Regions from separate parts of the Homo sapiens genome. Here region 2 is linked to region 1. The links are chromatin loops, found by intact Hi-C in ENCODE. Cell type or tissue: heart left ventricle. All regions are shown on one strand.

What was found. Hi-C counts contacts between places; a loop is a spot of excess contacts. Peaks named below come from ENCODE experiments on the same cell type or tissue, not always from the same donor. Only the 100,000 strongest peaks of a DNase experiment are listed, where the experiment ranks them.
Region 2: it touches region 1 in a loop (3-fold over the local background); 40 of 110 quality-filtered maps call a loop at or near these places.

Annotation. Positions count from the first base shown.
Region 1 is chr12:46,660,563-46,663,062 of GRCh38, reverse strand. No RefSeq gene overlaps it. Among named protein-coding and RNA genes, the nearest start is that of SLC38A4, 160 kb to the left of the region's middle. In heart left ventricle, a CTCF peak has its summit at 1,486 (motif pointing right); no DNase peak of the experiment used is centred here; H3K27ac peaks cover 949 bases.
Region 2 is chr12:46,152,025-46,154,524 of GRCh38, reverse strand. No RefSeq gene overlaps it. Among named protein-coding and RNA genes, the nearest start is that of SLC38A1, 120 kb to the left of the region's middle. In heart left ventricle, a CTCF peak has its summit at 1,085; no DNase peak of the experiment used is centred here.

The DNA.
Region 1 (2,500 bases):
CCAACATGTAGAACAATAGTACCGAGCACATGAAAGACACACAATAAATATGTGTTGAATTAATTAAAGAATTACTTTGAATAAGATACATAATCTCACTTGCGTTCCAGTCTGTAAAATGAGGAGGTTGAATTAGAAAATCTTTAAGTTATGCTCATGCTCTAACATTCAGTGATTTCTTAGTTTCCTAAGCCAGTTTTCTCAATTATTGTATTAGAAAAAGGAACACAAAGTTCCTTAAGGAACAATATGCTCTGAGATACCCAAAGTTCTAAGTAAATATTATATTAGCATCACTATAACATAAAATATTGCTCACGAAAAACATGTTACCATTCAGTCTTTTAAATATATTCCTCAAAAGACATCATCTCAAATATCTAGACACCAACCTTTGTCTGGGAAACATATCAGTTTTTCCATTGTTTTTGTGGCAACACTGGACACCCAACTCCACAATTATGAACTGTCACCTCCGTAGCTTGGAGTGGATGAAGAGATAAATCATTCCTTTAATGTCACAAACAGAATTCAGGACTTGGCTAAGTAAAATATGTGATGGTACACAGATTTCGTTATATCTAAAGACAGCCAGCTCAAAAGAGGGTTCTAAGAATATTGGACCAATCAGTTGTCTTCAGCTTGCAAAAGCTGCCTTGCACTGGGCCATCAGTATTACTATTTTGCCCTCAATTACCAGCTATCTTTCTTTTCATAACATGTTAGATAACTTTTAATATTCACCTTCCAAAAATATTCAGTGGTATACCCACCTCAATTTTAGAGTTGACAGAACTGGGGATCAGAAAGAAAGAGAAATACAATGAAGAATATTTTCTCGGTTCTGTATCACTGTGTCTCTGGGGCCTAGAGTATGGTTGGTACTCCATAGATATTTATTGAGTGAATGGTGGAGTGGTGGGGCTAGGATGTAAACCCAGGTGTGTCCAAATAAGGCCAGTTCTTTGTTCATTCTATCCTGTGCCCTCCCAACCCTCACAAAGTCAGAAAGGTCAGAGGCAGCCAAGGTGAGGCAGAAGAGATTCAGTGATCTTGAGGCTCCTTTCCTAATTGCCACTATGCTGTATTTGTGTCTAGAAAATGTCTGTCATCTTGGACTCATGAAACATGAGAATACAGTTAAAAATCAACAAATACAACAACAACAACATTAGGACTAAGGATCAAACATCCTAGTTTCAAATCCTGGCTCTGACTCTTACAACATACCAATCTTTGGCTATGCCACCTAGGCTCCTTGAACCTCCGTTTTCTTATCTCTGTAGATAAGAACCTCTGTTTCTTATTTTAGATGTTGCTAATCTCCTACTCAGAGAGTTAATGAGAAGATGTACTACCTGGCACTTAGTAGGTCCTAAGAATTTGTGTTCATTATAAAACACAAATGAAAGAGACCATGATTATACAGGTCTCCCAGTCTATTTCCTGTGACCAGCTTGTTCATTAATGAGGCCAGTTACCACTAGGGGACACTGAACTAGCAAGAAACTAAGAAAGAATCAGACTGAAGGAGATCCATACACCAGTCAGTATTGGAGCTCCTGGCTTCTCCCTCCTTCAACAGATTGTTGAACTGCAATTGTTCTCATCACAGTCTCACTGTTGTAGAGGGAGCATTTGAGAGAGGGGTACTCTCTCAGGATGACTAAGCAGTCCAAGGCTATAAGGAAAGAATTCTGTTTCAATGCTGTGGTTAGGTAGCAACATTAGTATTTACATATATGTCTCCTCATTGTTGCAACAGCCACAGAAAGATAAGAATCTCTCCACTGAATTTTCTATTAGTGGCAGGTTCTAGACTTAATCAAGTGGTCAGAGACCTCCCTTGGTGTTTTTTCTAATTTCCTGAGACTGAAACTTTTGGCAGCCCATTGTATACGTTTAGCAGGAAAATCCAAGTGAGTTGTATTTGCCTTGCTCATGTGAAAGATATGTTTGTACATATGTCATGTTCTAAATAATGACTTGCACATATCATTGTTTAGAAAAATCCTGTCCTTTGTTCCTTTCTTAACCCTGTACAAAGGAAGATTAAACTTCTTGGAGATGCTCCGGCCGGCATTACCAGAAAAGGAAGTCAGAAATGAGAACTTGAGGCCACCCCTTGCATATTTCTTTAACACAAGACAGAAACATTCACCCTCCCTCTACACTGAATATTATTTCAGAGTTTTCTGCTTGAGATTACAAAATCTTTAACGGCAAAGATAGAATTCTATGACGTAACAACTCAATAAAGGTCCTGTTTCCAAATGCTCCTCCTGATCAGCACAACCATATAATTTATTATGCAGTCGGAGCCATTTTTTAGAGTGAAAGGGGATGCTCATAATGATTATGACAGAGGGGCATAAATTGATGAGTTTGTGATCACTTCATGCTTAATTGTGTTTAGAAACTGTTGAGACATATACAATCTTAACATTTTACCTTTAAAACATTCATCTTAGAAAATATCTTTACATGAGAAGTACTTGTG
Region 2 (2,500 bases), 510 kb after region 1:
TTCATTTATGTATAAGGAACAGCTTAGACAAGTGAGGCATCTTGCCTAAGGCCAAAAGTCAGTGGTTGATGGATTCCAGAATCCCAGACTGATCCCAGTCTGATTCCTTTCTGACTCAGATTCCTTTCTGAGTCAACTGCACTGTTTACTCTTCTAAGGAAAGAAAATAGTTTAAAACCTTTAAGGATATTTTGATGCAGGGAAGGGGACATGGGATGTCTAGTTTCCTGACAGAAAGTGATTGGTTTTTCTTACAGTGAAAGATGTGTTTAATCATTTTAATATGAGCTTCTACCCGGGGAACAACTTCCACACTAGAGACAATCCCCGCCCAAATTCACAGAACTACTGCAGTCCTTGCACAGGAAACATTTGGATTTCATCTAATTTAAATAAATATGTGGTGATATTTTTTCTTTAAGCATCCACAGGCATTCAGAGAGCTACATATGAATATTTGGGCATTATTTCATAAAGCAAATGTTATAGAAAGAAAGAAATTTTCATTTCTTAGGAAGTGACTGGAATAAAAATATGAAACTGAAAAAATGAAATAACAACAACAAAATGTTATCTAAAATGAAAGCAAAGCTGTTGGCAGTTATATATTGTGTGACTTTAATAGTCTGCTTCCCTGCTGGAATCTGACTAGCAATTCCATTTAACCATCTGAGTAATGATTTGTCTTAAAATTTTGCACCTTTTCTATAGGTTTTTGTGTCTTCATAAATGTAGCACTGTGTTTTAAAAAGATAGTGGCATTCTTTGGATATTTTGCTTTTCAAATACAAAGAATGGTGTTGTACACTTTTATACCACTACCCACCATAAATAAATATACCACACCACTATCTTTTTGCTAAGTACATGGTTGATTAATCACTATAGATTAAAGTAATCCCAAATCTAAAAACAATAGTTTTAAAGGCTAGTAGAAAGTGTATCTATAATTTATTGTTGTCTTAACAGTTTAATTTATAAATGAAAGAGTAATTGCAAAATTTTACCTCAAAAAAAAAAAACAAAACCATTTTTGGGATGTGTTCTTTCAATGAGAACAGCACCACCATCTGGAATGCAATAGTTTGTGCAATGAAAGAATTTACATGGTTTTCATTTTGTTTTGTCTTAGGCAACGGGGAAGTAATTTGTCTCTTCCCGAAAGGTTTTACAGGTAAAAATAATGCAAAATTAATATTTTGTTACCAAGTTAAAAATAACTATATTCCTCCTCTCTGACAAGGGATTTCTGTAGTTTGTGTCCGACAGAAATCAATTGATTTTAATGGCATCGGCCACTCATATGATTTTTTTATAGTTCATGTTATTATAAAATTTACATTTCAACAGGGATTTTCTTGGCTATGCATTTTCTCCACAACTAAAAAAAAAAACACATTTTCTTTTCTTTAACCTGAGGTTAAATAAGTTTGATCTGATTTCTTACTTTTTTTCAAAAGTAGTGATTAATCAGAGTATATAATTAAAAAAAGGAAGCAATCCTCTAAAAATTGAAAAATTCATACAACAGTTTTAAGCACTATACAAGCATGCAGAATTATTCTTATCATTATTATATAAATTCAAGGGAACTCTAATAGTGTGGCATATATACACACGTGAATGAAATATAGTTCTGTATAGTCGTTTTACTCAACAGTAAATAAAATTATGCAAGACTTAAGCTCTTCTAAAATTTAAAATACTGTATAATGTTTGTTAAAATCCCTGCTATTCTCATGAATGGAACAAAGCAATTTATTCAAGAGCCAAAAATCACATCCAACACTCTAAACAATCATTTTCTTGTATTAGGACATTTTAGTCAATTGCTTTATTGCTATTGTTTTTCACAAATGAGCCTTAAAACTCAACTCTCCAATGTTCCATTCAGTTGCCAAAATCAATCTCACCCTGCACTGAGCCATGTGCATCCTCTAAAGTGGAGCCAAGAACAATTGTGTTTCCTGAAAAACAAAGGCAAAGATTCTCCACTATGTCAAATGAACACTACAGATAGACATTCTTTCCGATCTATTCCTAATGTCACTTTTGTATTTCAGTTCTCTAGTCTGTGAATATGTTACCATTCAGCTTATTTGATTATGCTTTCTCCTTTACCACTACCATTCTAAAGATACTTAACCTAGTGGCTAACACTGAGCATTTACAGTATACCAGCACTGCAATAGGTGGCTCACATGCATTCATTCATTCTCATGATCATCCTAGGAAGTACGCACTATTACTTTCCCCACTTTTACAGATGAGGAGGCTGAGGTCCAGAGAATTTAAATAAATTTGCCCAAGGTCACACAGCTAATAAGAGGCATACCATGGGTTCCAACACAGATAGTCTGATTTCCTTACCTTAATTTTATGCATCCATCATCAATAGGATATTGGTTTAATAACTTATGATACATCCAGAGAAAAAATACCATTAAAAGTGCAGATGTAGGTCTATATGTATTAATATGAAAATGACCAGATTTATTTT